Regions from separate parts of the Homo sapiens genome. Here region 1 is linked to region 2. Evidence: read pairs that join two places in POLR2A ChIA-PET (ENCODE). Cell type or tissue: MCF 10A. All regions are shown on one strand. Links, peaks and the distances in the headings refer to the core of each region. The heading gives the core; the rest is flanking DNA.

The links. Peaks named below come from ENCODE experiments on the same cell type or tissue, not always from the same donor. Only the 100,000 strongest peaks of a DNase experiment are listed, where the experiment ranks them.
Region 1: POLR2A ChIA-PET joins it to region 2 with 9 read pairs; 3 of 35 experiments call an interaction of 5 or more read pairs at or near these places.

Annotation. Positions count from the first base shown.
Region 1 is chr16:21,498,954-21,507,106 of GRCh38, forward strand. LOC124903662 (a long non-coding RNA gene) reads left to right here and starts at 3,358. Exons shown (of 2, transcript XR_007065024.1): 1 at 3,358-3,564. It overlaps MIR3680-1 (microRNA 3680-1), which reads right to left and starts at 7,182; the gene lies at 7,096-7,182. It also overlaps the pseudogene SMG1P3. RefSeq lists enhancers at 2,513-3,029, 3,030-3,545, 3,546-4,062 and silencers at 2,578-2,887, 2,978-3,027, 3,138-3,187, 3,208-3,557. In MCF 10A, for the core only: no CTCF peak of the experiment used is centred there; DNase peaks (open chromatin) are centred at 2,744 and 3,538.
Region 2 is chr16:23,138,470-23,146,622 of GRCh38, forward strand. The region is part of intron 1 of USP31 (ubiquitin specific peptidase 31); the gene reads right to left. Among named protein-coding and RNA genes, the nearest start is that of USP31, 6.9 kb to the right of the region's middle. In MCF 10A, for the core only: no CTCF peak of the experiment used is centred there; no DNase peak of the experiment used is centred there.

The sequences.
Region 1 (8,153 bases), core at 1,394-6,393, 1.6 Mb before region 2:
TAAATGCTTACTGTTGGAGGTATGCTTCTATGGAACACGGGTTTGCTCTCTTGCCATATGACATTCACATATTCAGCCACCTGGAACACTTCCTGTCAGTATGTGTGAAGTATCATGTGTGGTCAAAATTGTCTCAACAGTCATTTTCCACACCAACTGGCAAACTAACACTAAAAGAAATCAACAAGTATTGCTTTTTCAAAAGCCTAAATCGGCTGAGTGCGATGACTTACACCTGTAATCCCAGCACTTTGGGAGGCCAAAGCAGGCGGATCACCTGAGTCAGGAGTCCGAGAACAGGCCGGCCAACATGGTGGAATCTCGTCTCTACTAAAAATACAAAAATTAGCTGGACGCCTGTAATCCCAGCTACTCAGGAGGCTGAGGCAGGAGAATTTTTCCCTGTAACCGGGAGGCAGGGGCTGCAGTGAGTCGAGATTACACCACTGCACTCCAGCCTGGGAGACAGAGCAAGACTCCATCTCAGGAAGACAAAAAAAAAAAAAAAAAAAAAGCCTACATCAAGGAAAACAGAACCAAAACACCAGGGACAAAATGGTACATAAGAGGCAAAAAAATTTTCACCAAAATTATTCAGATGAACAATAATAAATGTGCCTGCATCTGAAGATGTTCTAAACCTTCATTTAAGCAAGAAGCAAGATCAAGATCTGTTCCGTCAGTTACCTGGAGTCTGTCATCTTTCTGAATAGGGGACAGAATCACCTCAAATTTAACTAATAAAAATTTATGACTTGGCAAACACCCCAGGTATTTTTATTGACTAACAAATCAGCTATGACAATCTTAGCAACAAATCAAGTTATGCTATGGGGTATGTCCACACTTCCCTGTTCCCTCTACAACAGGAGAAAATCAAATTTTTCCAACATCCTAACAAACTGTTATTGCCTGTAACCAAATGTATCACAGTATCGTCTACCAAGGCGTTACATCCTGAAACTTTCCTACAAAAAGCACAGCTTCAAAGAAACCTTGCAAGCTTTCTTGTAAGCTCCTCCCTTCCCCCATCGCCCCTCCCCAGAGCCAAGAAATAAAGCACTTGAAAGAAACAACATGGATAATATTTATTAATAGCTCATGTACATATTCCATAACTACATAAGCCATTTGGCTTCATACCTGTCAGCAATGAAGTCAGCTGGCCCTAGCACGTGGCTGCGACTCTTCTCTATTTATTTAGAACTACAAACTACAATTTACACTTTTCCAAAAGCTGTAGGACTATTTGGGAAGGGCACTTTATTCTTCTAAAAGGTTACTAAATTCTCTTATATACTTATACTGATCACAATACTGAAAAATAATAGAAAATCCATTGTCATTCATTTACCACCTAATTTGTTAGATGCCAGAAAATCAAATTTCACACATTTCAATAAAAAGGCAAAACTAAGCATGTCAATCATAGGAAAAAAAATACTTAATCAACTAATTTTATTTAAAGCACTCACAAACTCTTAAGTGGTACAAGACAAGTCAACGCTGTTTATCGAACAATATTTTTTTTTACGACTAAACATCTCAATTCTAGACTCAGGCACTAATTATTAAAGTCATCTAGTTATATACACCAATTCTCAACAGACACAGTTTTTTTTGGAAAGGCATATTAAACAGACTAAGATGTGTACTACCCATTAGCCAAAGATAATTTTATTGATTTTTCTAACGAGTCTTCAAATGTTACATTCTAACATCTTAGCAAATTATTTCCAAATACTGCTGGAATTACATGTAACTATCAGGAAACAAAAGGGCTTCTCAACAACTTGTGCGTTCTACATTATCTGGCCAGTTTCCGGACAATTATAATACAATTGTGCTCCAAAGTAGGAGAGTTCCATGAATCAATTACCCCTAAAATATATTTCTGTATATTTAAGGAGTTCTAAGCATTGGGTTAAATTCCAAACAGACTCTGAATACAAGCATTTATTTAGTAAGAGAGGTTAGAATAAATCAATCCTAAATTAGGCACAGCTGCCCTCCCCCCATTGATCAAAAAGACAGGAAATTACATTTATTTAAAAAGTTAATGTTCCTAATATATTCAAATCTAACTAAGCCCCAAAACGGTCTGACATCAAATCCTCCATAAAAGAGGAAATTCTCTAGACTTCTAAGTGGGTGCCCAGAGTTCACTCAAGTGTCCAGGTATGAATTACGATTCACCAGAGTAACCGGCCTTGCACTTAGGGAAAACTTCCATCGCCCAAGACCAGAGTAGGTCGATCCCATCAACAGTCACACAATCTCATCTCACGCTCCACTAATGAATGTTCTGCCTAAAGTCAGAGCAATGCCTTAGCTGGAGTTTTGTTTTGGTTTTTTCAATATTACCACGTGGGGGTCACAGAAAGGAACAGAGGTTAGAAGAGCTCTCACGTGGCGGCTGAAAGACTGGGGAACCGAGAAAGTGAATGAGTAACAGGGAGGGTCCTGTACTCTCAGAATCTCCCAACTCGGGGTCAGGGGGAAGCGGTAAGTGGAATGCCCCCCGCCCCCCCACCCCCGCCTCTTTCTCACCTCCTGGTCCCGACCCTAGGCCAGTGCCACCGCCGGGAGCCCCGGGTCTCGGCTTCAGCCCCGGGCTGAACAAGCAGGGAGGGGAGAGGCACTTAGGCCTCGCCTCCCCGCGGCCTTCCTCCCCCAGCCGGGGCGGAGGAGACCCAGGAAGCCGCGCCCGGCTCCCGGGGGTGGAGGGCCTAGGCCGCGCCTCCCAGCCCCGCGGCCCTAGGCCTCCGCCCGCCCGAGGCGGAGCCCGGGAGGTCGGGGCGGGGTCCCGGGCCGGTCACCCACCTGGGTTGCCAGTCATTCCAGCTCCGCGAATAGTTGGTGCCGTTGGTGCCGCCGCCGCCGCCGCCGCCGCCGCCGCCGCTCAGCCGAGACCCCGGGGCTCTGCGGCTCATTACCTTCCCCGACACGATATGGCCAAGCGCCGCCGCCCAGAGAAGCGCGAGTCGCCACCCGAACCGGCCGCCGCCAACACCCCGCTCCGGCCCGGGGCTGAGAAGGAAGCCGAGAAGGAGGAGGAGGAGGAGGCGGCGGCGGGCGGGGGAAGAGGACGACCGTTTCGGGTTCCGCCTGAGCCCGCAGCACAGGACGAGGAGGCGGGAGCGGCGCGGTGAGAGAGAGGCGGATGAAGGGGAGGCGACGTCTCTTCCAGGGCCCTGCGCGGCCCACGTCGCCGGGGCCCCCGAGGAGGAGGACGACGAGGAACAGGCGGTGGCGGCAGCTCCTCACGCTCACACGGCCACTGCTTCCCCGCCTCCCGGCTCCGCTCGCCGCGCCGCCGCTGTCGCACGGCATGCTGGGAGCGAGAGGCGGGGTCGGCCCCGCCGTGCCTGCGGAGAGAGGCGGGTCCTGTCGGCGGGGCGGGGCCGATAGCAGGCCGCCCCGCCCCCCACGGCCCCAGGCTCTTGGACGGCGAAGAGGTCTGGGCGTAGCGGTGACGAATCCTAAGACGGGATCTCCACTACTGCGGCCACACACTTTTCTCCCAAATGCTTCCCGGAAAGCACCGGAGGGCCAGGCAGTCAGGTGTAAACAGGCGTCCAATCAAGGACCTGCGGTGGGGGGGGGGGGGGGGGGCGGGCTGTTGCCCTGGGGTGCGCGCGCACACAGGCGCGCCCTTGGATTCACGTGTGCCAGTTTTCCCACTTTCTACGGGGCGGGGTGGAAAGTGAAAATAGTCAGATCGACAGGTGGATATCCACCTTCCCAACCTCCACCTGAAATGTGCCCATCGAGTCCTAGCACCTTTTACCATTTCTTCCCAATGAAAAAAACTAAACGATGGAAGGGAAGGGAGTACCCACGACCACCAAACCCTGTCCTCTGCAATGTGAAATGTGCTTTGAAGTCCTCTCACCCTGAGGCTTGCCCGCCTTCTGCTGGTGAAAGAAGCTGGGGGCTAGGCGCGGTGGGTCACGCCTGTAATCCCAGCACTTTGGGAGGCCGAGGTGGGCGGATCATCTGAGGTGAGGAGTTCCAGACCAGCCTGGCCAACATGGAGAAACCCCGCCTCTACTAAAAATACAAAAATTAGCCGGGCATGGTGGAGGGCGCCTGTAATCCCAGCTACTTGGGAGGCTGAGGCAGGGGAATCGCTTGAACCCAATAGGCCGAGGTTGCAGTGAGCCAAGATCAGACCATTGCAGTCCAGCCTGGAGAACAAGAGTGAAACTCTGTCTCAAAAAAATATAAGAGAGAGAGAGAGAGAAAGCAGGGAGGGAAGAAAAAGGAAGGAAGGAAGGAAACGAGGGAGGGAGGGAAGGAGGGAGGGAGGAAGGAAGGAAAGGAGGGAGGAAAGGAAAGAAAAGGAGAAAAGAAAGAGAGAAGGCCGGGCGCGGTGGATCACACCTGTAATCCCAGCACTTTGGGAGGCCGAGGCGGGCAGATCTCGAGGTCAGGAGATCGAGACCATCCTGGCTAACACAGTGAAACCCCGTCTCTACTAAAAATACAAAAAATTAGCCGGGCGTGGTGGCGGGCGCCTGTAGTCCCAGCTACTCCGGAGGCTGAGGCAGGAGAATAGCGTAAACCCGGGAGGCGGAGCTCCCAGTGAGCAGAGATCGCTCCACTGCACTCCAGCCTGGGCGACAGAGCAAGACTCCATCTCCAAAAAAAAAGAGAATCAGCTGGGTAGAGGAGACGTACCTGACTGTCTACCCCATGACATGCCCCATGCCCCAGGGAAAAAAATTCCCTAAAGCATCTGATGCATAACGTGAATGCATACACATTTTTTAAAAGGTGGGCCAGGATGCTCCTTAAACAAGTGCCTAAACCTTATCTGCATAAGGAGTCTTAACCTATCATTTTATGTTGCAAAGAAAACGTCTTTATATATCGCTTGTGCAATTAAAAATTGTTACCAAAAGTACTTGAAGATTACGAGGAGTTGACACCTCCACACACATGCATATCCCCTCCACCTTGGGCTCCTTGCTTATGGCCACCAATCCCTCACTAAGGGAGGATCTTGCCAGTTCTAAATGATGGGGACTACAAAAATTACAAAAATTACCCGGCGTGGTAGCGCGTGCCTGTGGTCCCAGGAACTCAGGAGGGTGAGGCAGGAGGATGACTTGAGTCCAGCGGGTGGAGGCTGCAGTGACCTATGATCCTGCCACTGCACTCCAGGCTGGGCTGCGGAGGGTAGGGAGGGAGGGAGAAGAAGAAAGAGAAAACGCGGGGCACCATGGATGGCTGACTCCTGTAATCCCAGCACTTTGGGAGGCCGAGGTGGGTGGATCACTTGAGGTCAAGAGACCAGCCTGACAAATATGGTGAAACCCCGTCTCTACAAAAAAATACAAAAATTAACCAGGCATGGTGGCGCACGCCTGTAGTCCCAGCTATTTGGGGAAGCTGAGGCATGAGGATTGCTTGAACCCAGGAGCCAGAGGTTGTAGTGAGCCGAGATCGTGCCACTGAACTCCGGCCTGGGTGACAGAGCAAGACTGTCTCAAAAAAAAAAAAAAAAATCATTTAGATGAAGTGATTCATGCCTGTAATTCCAGTGATGGGAGGCTGAGACTGGAAGATCCTTGAGCCTGGGAGTTATAGGCCAGCCTGAGCAACATAGTGAGACCCCCATCTCTACAAAAAAAATATTAAATTTTTTTTTTCAGACGGAGTTTCACTCTTGTGGCCCAGGCTGGAGTGCAATGGTGTGATTTCAGCTCACTGCAACCTCTGCCTTCCAGGTTCAAGTGAGTCTCCTGCCTCAGCCTCCCAAGTAGCTAAGATTACAGACACATGCCACCATGCCCGGCTAATTTTGTATAAAAATTTAAAAATTTTTAAAATTAGACAAGTTAGAAATTGCTTGAGCAACTGGACACAATCTCTGGTACTACCTTTCTTTTTCTTTTTTATTTTTTTATTTTATTATTATTATTTTTTGAGAAGGAGTCTCGCTCTGTCGCCCAGGCTAGAGTGCAGTGGCGCAATCTCGGCTCACTGCAAGCTCTGCCTCCCGGGTTTAAGCCATTCTCCCGCCTCAGCCTCCCGAGTAGCTGGGATTACAGGCGCCCGCCACCAAGCCCGGCTAATTTTGTTTTTTTGTATTTTTAGTGGAGACGGGGTTTCACCGTGTTAGCCAGGATGGTCTCAATCTCCTGACCTCGTGATCCGCCCGCCTCGGCCTCCCAAAGTGATGGGATTACAGGCGTGAGCCACCGCGCCTGGCCCTCTTTTTCTTTATTGGTCAAAATATTATCCAACTAGGCATATGGATGTGGAGGCATGCCTGTGATCCCAATTACTTGGGAGGCTGAGGTGGGAGAATCGCTTGAGCCCACGAGTTTCAGGCTGTGGTGAGCCATAATGGTGCCTCTGCACTCCAGCCTGGGCAACAGGATGAGACCATTTCTTAAGGGGACGGAAAAAATCACTCTGGCTGTGGCAGATTTCCTTAGGATAGATTCCGAGAAGTGGAGTTATTGGGGAAAAGGCTGTTAATGATTTTAAGTCTTTGGATACAGACTGTTAAGTTGCTTTCCAGGAAGTTTCTGCCAATGATAGTGTGATACTTTCTGTGTCCTCACACCACCCTTTGTCAACACTGAGTGTTTTTGAGGGTTAATTATTTCTATGAGAGAAGTTAAAAAAAAAAAAGACAACAAAGAAATTGCTTCAGGTGGGGCATGGTGGCTCACGCCTGTAATCCCAGCACTTTGGGAGGCTGAGATGAGAGAATCACTTAAGCCTAGGAGGTGGAGGTTGCAGTGAGCCTAGATCGTGCCACTACACTCCAGCCTGGGCAACAGAGTGAGACTCCATTTCAATAAAATAAATCAAATGAATCAAACGTGAGCAACTCTCATAACTTCCAACATTTTTTTCTTCTTCCTGTTGGTGGTTCTGCCTCTCTGGCTCCATTAGGATTTCCCTACTCCATTTCAGTCATGGGAGCCGAGTTTCTGTTCCTGAAACACACCAGGCCTTTCTGGCCTCTGGATTTTTGTACTTGCTGTTCCCGCCATCTGGAATGCCTTCCCTGCATTTGTTCCCATCAGGGTTGGGACTAGCAAAGTGACAGGTGATGGAGTTGCTGAGGGTGCAAAATTTAAGGAGGCACCTACTCCCAGGGTCATGCAAAAGCCAACTTTGCATTTGCACAATCCTGTGAGTGAGTCCCTCCTTAAATTTGAGGCTGTACTGTAATCCCAGCTACTCAGGAAGCTGGGGCAGGAGAATTGCTTGAACCTGGGAGGCAGAGGTTGCAGTGGGCCGAGATCCTGCCATTGCACTCCAGCCTGGGCAACAGGGCGAGAATCCGTCTAAAAAAAAAAATGAGGCTCTAGGCACCACATTTGCCCTACTCTGGCCCCTGCCCTGATTTTCCTGGCCTGTCTCATCTCCAGACAGGTTTGCTTTGACCTCCCTGCCCATAAAAGCTGGCCAGTGCCCTTTCCAGGTACTCTGTCATATACCCTATTTCTTTCCTTGGTAGTACCCAGCACCATCTGCAAGTATTGGGTTTCTTTGCACATTTAGCATCTGTCCAACCCTTAGTATATCAGCTTTGCAAGAGCAAAGGTCACATCTATCTCAGCCTACCTCCTCCATACTCAGCACACAGCACAGCACCTGACCATAGGAAGCACTCAAGAAATGGGAGGAATGAAATGGAAATTATCTAAAATAAGGATCAAGATTGATACAGAAGTATTCATCTCAGTTTTACTTATTAATAGCAAAACAAAAACAAAACACCTGGAAACTATACTAATGCTCAACAATAGGAAACTGATTAGGATGCAGTACATTCAGAGCTGAAATTTTCTGCAGCCATTACAAATTATATTTGTGAAGATTTTTTTTTTTTTTTTTGAGATGGAGTTTTGCTCTTGTTGCCCAGGCTGGAGGGCAATGTCTCGATCTCGGCTCACTGCAACTTCCGCCTCCCGGGTTCAAGCGATTGGTCTGTCATTTTCAGACCCCACAGAAACACAGGTGCTCCTGCCAGGCCCCCGGGGACTGCCTCCAGGAGTCATTTGTAATGACAGGGTGCGTTCTGCGCACGGTTTCAGAGTCTGTCCAAAGGGCCAATGCTGGGGCTGGGGCAGAAACGGTCCAAGGCCTGTGAGCTGTGCAGCTTTATAGGCAAATGAAGATCG
Region 2 (8,153 bases), core at 1,582-6,581:
TGAGTGACCATTCTTTTAAAAATAAAAGAAAAAAGACAATCATACCACAAGCTTGTCTAAAATTATTTGGTGCCTACCTCTGCAGAATGCCATTCTGCAACATGGCACCGAAGGACTTCCAGATCCAGCCCTGCTCAAACCATCACTCAGTGGGCCTCCTCCCATTCTACCTTGTACCTTGTACCCTTCTGCTACAACCACCCTAGACCTTGAAATTTTCTGAAGAAGCCATGTTGTTTGAGGTTCCAAACCCTTGCACTTACAGGGTTTGCTGCCCTGCAAAGGACTTTCCCACCTTTCCACTATCCACCTAGAAAATTCCTACCAAATCCTTCAAGACACGGAGCAGGTATTGTTTCTTCAGTCACCTCACAGGCCCCATTCCTCCCTCAGGTGACCTCACCCCCAGGTTTGCACAGCACTCGTCCTATCCTATTGCAATTATTTTTATACCCATTTGTCTTCCCTTCTAAACCCTGAATTCCTTGAGGGCATGGGCCACTTCACTCATCTTCATATCCCCAGTGCCTTCTAATGCAGGACCAGCACAGAAAATGTGCTAAATAAATCTGTAGACTTAATAAATCTATATATCCTGTCTGCAAAATACCAACCTGATTTGTTTCTTAATGGGCATAAATTGATAATTCAGGCTAGGCACGGTGGCTCACGCCTGTAATCGCAACACTTTGGGAGGCCGAGGCGGGTGGACCACCTGAGGTCAGGAGTTCGAGACCACCCTGGCCAACATGGTGAAACCCCATCTCTACTAAAATACAAAAATTAGCTGGGCACAGTGATGCCCACCTGTAATCCCAGCTACTCAGGAGGCTGAGGCAGGAGAATCACTTGAACCTAGGAGGCAGAGATTGCAGTGAGCCGAGATCACGCTAATCACACCACTGCACTGCAGCCTGGGCAACAGAGCAAGACTCTGTCTCGAAATAAAAAATAAAGTAAAATAAACTGATATTTCTGCAGCTCTACGCTGTATTCAGCGCTAAGAGCAGGTAGTCAAACTGTAAAGCAAACCAGGTGTCATGACTCTGCCTTCCTGGTTTTCCTGCTACCTCTCTGACTGCCCCTTAAGAGGTCCTCTCTCTCCTCCTGTCCTCTCATTTTTAGTTTCCCTCAAAGGCTTAGTCATGGGCCTCAGACCTTCTAAATATGCTCCTGGCTTCAATTATCACCTCTATGCAGCTGAATCCAAGTCTATACAGCTAGTCCTAAATTGCACCTGATTTCCAACTGTCTATTAAGGCTTCCTCTCTTAAGTGGGAAGGTCATATCCTATGGCTCCCAACCCCATATATTCAAATTAAATGCACAATCTTTCTGCTCCTCATGCTCCACAAACCACTTCCCTTTCTAAGTGCTCAATTTCTATCAGCTATTAAATTTATATCAAATATCCCTATTATTTCTTTATCACCTTGGCCTGAAACCTCAGTATTCCCTTTACCACTACGCCTCTTGTAGTTTTCTTAATAATGTCCAATGTCCTCCAAAATGTCACTTGGATTCACCTTTCCTCCTCCTTTTCCTCACTTCATTCCTGTGATTGTTTTCTCGCTGTATTTATTTTCTCCTCCATTTGATTCATTTTCACTCACCATCAGACCCATTTTTCTAAAATCGTTTTCATCAAATCAATCTCTCTGCACAACTCAAGAAGGCTCAATTGAATCACTACTGATTGCAGCCTCAAGGCTAAACTGTTGTGACAGACTCTCAAAGCCATCCATAATGTGCCCCCTCTCCTCTCCCCAGTTATCTAAATTTATCTCCCCTTCATTCCAAATCAGTGGTTCTCAATTTTGCTGCCGAGGGACATTTGGCAGTATCTGGAGACATTTTTAATTGTCATGACTTGGAGTAGGGGGGAGTACAACCACATCTAGTGGGTGAAGGCCAGGGATTCTGCTAAACATCCTACAGTGCCAGGACAGCCCCCAACAACAAAGAATTAGCCAGCCCAAAATAGCAAGAGTGCCAAGGCCGAGAATCTGCTCCAAATCAAGGCTCTCTGTCCCCAGACCATGCTATATCTATACCTCTGCTCAGAATATTTCCCTAGCAACTTAGAATGTCGTCTCTCTTCCCCTTAACTATCAATGTTTTATTTATCTTCAAATCCCATTCTAAGTCTATAGCCCATGGCTTTAAATACCATCCAGTGGTGACGCCTCCAAAATGTTTATCTTATCTTCTGAGTTCCTTACCCAGCTGCCTACTAGACATCTCCTGAGTGTACTATTTAACATATCTGAACCTGAATTCCTGACTCCCCCAAAACTCCTTCTCCTCAAATAGGTATACAGCCCCAGCAATCACCCAGTTGCTCAGGAAAACAGGTGGGAGTTATTCTGGATGCTCTCCTCAACGTTCTCTGCTCCAGTGTCTTGCCACAAATCAATCCATTAGCAAGTTCTGTCAAGAGTCTACCTCCAGACACATCTTAAATCCATCCACTTCTCCACCTCCCTCCACCATCCCTTTTACCCAGTCCATCACAAAAGCCTCCTGACTGGTCTCTGCCTCCATTCTACTCACTATTCAGTGCCCAGAATAACCACTTCACATTTTCACAAGATCATACCAGGACTCTGTTTAAAGCCTATAACAGCCCCCATGACTCTTGGAATAAAATCTAAACCCCTTACCTTGGTCTGTAAGGCACTATAGCTACACAAGGCAGACTCGGCCTCTGCCTACCTGGCCCCTGCCTCTCCACCTCCTCCATCCCGCTCTCCTCCTGGCTCTCTAGCTGCAAACAAGATCTGTCAGACTTTCAAGTGTACCCTCAGCTCTTTCCAACTATAGCGCCTTCTGCATTTTATTCTTCCTGCCTGGTCACACCCATTATTCCCTCTCATACACCTATCTATTTCTCTTTAGCATTTATACAATAATTTTTTTTTTTTTTTGGACACAGGGTCTCACTCTGTAGCCCAGGCCAGAGGGCAGTGGCACAATCTCGGCTCACCACACCTTGACCTCTTGGCTCAGGTGATCTTCCCACCTCAGCCTCCGAAGTAGCTGGAACCACAGGTGTGTGCCACCACGCCCGGCTAATTTTTGTACTTTTTGGAGAGACAGGGTTTCGCCTGTTGCCCAGGCTGGTCTTGAACTCCTGAGCTCAAGCTATCTGTCTACCACGGCCTCCCAAAGTGCTGGGATTACAGGCACATGCCACCATGTCTGGCCTACTGTAATTTTTAATTTCATATTTACCAGTGTTTATTGAATAATATCTGCCTCCTCTGTGGCAATAAAAGTTCCGTAAAGGAAGGGACCACATGGCCTTTTACAATTTTTTTACCATTATCATATCACTTTGTTTTCCACTATATACAAATGACTTGTACAATATGTGGCATGGAGTTAGAAAATCAAATTTGTAGATGCTTAATTGCTGACAACAAATAAAAGGATGAATAAATGAAATCTTTCTACTTACACTTTCATACACAATGATCTCACCTCTCTCTCAGCTCCCAGTGAACTTTCCTCATCAGTACAACTTAAAACAGCTTCTCTATAAGCAGCTAAGTTCTCTGACGGCATGAACCTAGTCCTATAACCTTTGTACTTAATCCTGTATTCCCAGCCCCTTTACCTAAACTAACAATAACTGTGCAGCAAATGTGATTCAGGTCCAAAATATGGAGTTCATAATTATCCCATGTATTTTTATTCCTCAATTAGTCCTCATGGAAAATTTATTGTAATTCTTACACTTCACTTTTACCAAACTTGGTAAGATGTGGTAAACATCAGCTCAAAGCTTACTGGAGAGAGATCCACATGTGTTGATATACGTGTTGAAACAGTCTGAAAGGAATGTGTTTTAAGAAAGACTTCCAAAAACACCTAAGCCTGAGGAGCAATGGCACAAACGTGAAGCTAGCTGCAGATGACCTTATTTTCACTCCAATTCAGCACCACAGTCTCAGAGGAAAAAATGTTACACGTTTCAGCACGTCCCCTCTGCCCATGTACGTGTTATGTTGAGACCTGTCGTTTCATTGCTTGTACTGATAAGGCCACCCAGGCCCAGGACCCAGTTTGTGCACCAGCAGTGCAGGGGTACACAGAGTTCACAGTCAGTGGAAGTCAGAATTCTGGTTCTGCTCCCTCAACCTCTAGCTAGTGGGTGAACTCAGTTCCCACATCCTGAAAGGCTAGGAACTACTCACACCACATCCAAGTCTGCTTCCAAGTCTAAAACTTCATGATTCTATCAACTTTCTCCCTCAGAGGTGTGGAGCTTTGCTAAAACTCAAGTGATGGCATTTGATGGACCAGAGAACTGACCAGGAAGGGATGTACTTTTTATTTTATACTCTGTCACAAAGCTAAATGTGACCTACACAATTTCATTTTTTCCAAGGGACACCCTGAAGTCAGTGTGCTTTGTGGAAAACACTGAAGTATCAGTATACTAAAGAGCTTGACACTAACAAGAAAAAAACTGTGTACCATGGGTTTGCAGCATAGCACCAGAACCCCCAGCATGAGTGCATGGAAAAGCAGGCTGGGAAACTCAGCAAGTGTGAGCCTCTGATTGCCAGGTTGTTCACCACTAGTCTCTTATACAAGTTTATTCCTTTTGTGACTTGAGAATTCTCACTAATAAATAAGCACCACAAGGCACCAAAGTTCAAGGAAAAAAAAATGGGAGAGAGAATTCTATTCATCAATTACCATTTGTTTCACTGCAAATCTGGAAGGAGTCCCCACAATTCTTTTATCAATAGATCACTCTGTGCTAGCTGTTCTTTGCCAGCACAATTTAAAAACTGCTGCCATAAAATTTATCTTTCTTGCTTGAAAGATGACCATCCATCTTTTTACTTGCTGCAAAACGGCTCTGAGCTCTAAAACTCAGAAAGCATTTGTAAGAATCTGGGGCACCCATGCTCCTATGAAAGCAATAAGCTGATTCCCTTTAAAATGGCATATTATGTATTCAAAGTGATTTATTTACTCTCACTATTTTACTAGGAAAGTGATGCAAGGGTCCTGCCAGTGAAGCCCAAGTTTTACCCTAGTGCTGCTGCAAACACATATACACACTCAGAGACAGAGAAGGAGAAAGAGAGAGGGAGAGGTTGGGGGGGGGGAGAGAGAGAGAAAGAGAGAGCGCGAGAGATAACAAGGTAACCATTTTAAAGGCTGGGGAAGTAAAAGGAAACTTGCGCTGAGTCTCCAAACTTTCCTCCAAACAGTTTCTCAGCCTCAGCACTACTGACACTTTGGGGTGAAAACCCTTTAGTAAGGGGGGCTGTCCTGCACATTGTGTGACATTTAGCAGCATCCCTGGAATCTACCACCACATGCCAGTAGCACCCTGATCCCAGCTGTGACAACCAAGTAGGGTTCCAGACATCGACAAATGTCCCAGGGGGTGGGGGCAGGGTGGGGTGAGGACAGGCAAAAGTGCCCGTGTTGAAAACCAGTGCTCTAAGAGTAGGAAACAAACAAACAAAAAATCTGTGTGAAAAGAGAAAGGATAAAGGTAATGGCTAGAGACATTTTTTACAGCATATCAAGGTTGAGCTAGTCAACTCATTTCATCCTGGGAAATGAAAACCCAACTTTAACAACCATCTAGCCCATCCAAAACCAAAAACCATCTACTTGGCAAGCTCCTAAAACTCAAATCAATGTGGTTAAAAAGGAAGAAAGAACTCTAATTGAAAAACTTACAAAGAAAAGCATTAGTAACTTAAAGTTTTAAGATAATAAAAGCACAAAGACATAGTAAGTGCTTTTCTAACCTCAAGGTAACTATCTCAAGATGGCAAATTGGTTTTATCTCCTCTGCCAACTTCAACTAGGTGGTGGTGGCTGCCTGGAGCCCTTCTAGAACTGAGCAGGATTCTAAGGCTGAATGTGAGCGATGTGAAAGTGAAGAATATCTGAATGAAATAACGATGTCCACCCCAAGCAGGCGAAGCACAGTGAGGTATGCCTCAGGTCCACCTTCTGGTGTTTACCTTTCTTTTTTTTTTTTCCTTTTTTTGAGGCAGAGTCTCACTCTGTCACCCAGGCTGGAGCGCAGTGACATGATCTCTGCTCACTGCAACCTCCACCTCCTGGGTTCAAGAGATTCTCGTGCCTCAGCCTCCCGAGTAGCTGGGATTACAGGTGTGTGCCACCACGCTCGGCTACTTTTTGTATTTTTTTAGTAGAGATGGGGTTTCACCATGTTGTCCAGGCTGGTCTGGAACTATTGGTCTCAAGTGATCCACCCACCTTGGCCTCCCAAAGTGCCGGGATTACAGACATGAGCCACTGCGTCCTGCCTTAGCATTCAACTTTCTTTATATTCAAAATAATACCCATCAAATTTAGCTAAAATAAAACCTTTTTTTAAAAAGTAATCAATTTGCCAGAGTTACCTAACCGGGGGAATAAAAAGGGGAAAAGAATCTAATTATATCACTTCCTTGCTTAAAAATCACCTCTGGATTTTCAACTTGCAGAGGATGAAATCCAAACCAGCATAGCTCACGAAGCCCTTCACAGTGAGTTTCCAACACTCTTCTCCCAGGCTTCCTGCACCCCCACTGCTCTCTATGGTGCAGCCAGCCACTAAATGTCTATTCCCCAAAACCACACGCCCTTTCATGCAACTCCACCACTTCCTTGCCCTGCAAATTTCTATTCATCTTTCAGAACACTGCTCAGGAGCCACCTTTTTGGTAATGCTTTCCTTGTTCCTTGATGCCTGCTATACACAGGATGGTCCTTGAGCCAAAAGCACTGGCATCACCAGGGAGCTTGTTAGAAATGCAGAATCTTGGGCACCGCTCCAGCTCTACCGAATCTCAATTTCCTTTGTAGCAAGATCCCCAGGTGAATTATGTGCACACTGACGCATGAGAAGCGCTGTCTCAGGGAACTTCCTAGATCCTACTCGACTCAGCTCTTCATAGCTCCCTGGGAGGTAAACCCCTCCTTTACTCATCTCCTCTGTGAAGACAGGAAAACCCAAATGCCCACCCTCCAGCCTCCGTGACAGCCAATTGACATGGTTATAGCCAATGAAATATCAGCAGAAGCCTGCTGAGGGGGCTTCTGGAAGAATTTTTATTTCCCTAATGACTTCCTGCCGTCCTGGGTAGAATGCCAGGTGCAGTGGCTGCCATCACTGGACAACCATGAGGTGACAAACCTAAGAACAAAAAGCCAATGATAGCTAAAAAGACAACAGGTGGAAATACAGAAATGGTCTGAATCCTTGTTGGGCCCAACGAGCCACTGAACCATAGAACCATCCACCTCCGGAATCACTGTGTGTGCCAATTGCCAATTGCAACGTTTTCATTGCTTAAGGCACTATCATTAGGGATTTTCCTTTCTTGGGCTGAAGGCATTCCTAACTGATTAAGTAAGCCTTCAATAAATGGGAGGTGAATGAATGAATGTAGAGTGAAACCTACTAAAGGTTCAGGAGATTACTTTTAAAAAGCCAGGCCTCTAAGAATCTGTTCATGTCTGCCAAAGCATGCCTATAAATCAGTCTCTGTACTTCTAGAATTATTGACCCATTTCTGTTCACAGCTTAATGGATAAAAAAGTGAACACAAACTCATAAAAAGCAATGGAAATGTTCACATACAAAGATGCTGTAGAAACTGATTTTCACATTTTGGAAAAGAGGAGAAAACCAAACTTAAATACTAGGCTCTGACCTCGAAAAGTTTACAAATGCTGTGGCTACTTACAGGCAATTGTAAGCAAAGAGGGGCAGTGTGGGGTGGGGGGCGGGGGGTGGACCTACAGTAGTCAGTTCTCCTGATCATTCTCCCTTTCTAATTTTGAGATCTCAGCTGGGCACGGTGGCTCACGCCTGTAATCTCAGCACTTGGGGAGGCCGAGGCAGGTGGATCAAAAATTAACTGGGCATGTAGCGGGCGCCTGTAGTCCCAGCTACCTGGGAGGCTGAGACAGGAGAATTGCTTGATTGAACACAGGAGGCAGAGGTTGCAGTGGGCCGAGATCAGGCCACTGCCCTCCAGCCTGGGCGACAGAGTGAGACTCCATCTCAAAAATAATAATAATAATAATAATTTTGAGATCACTGACATAGATCTTTTTTTCCAGTCCCTATCTCAGTCAAGTACTTCCATTCAAATTGCCAA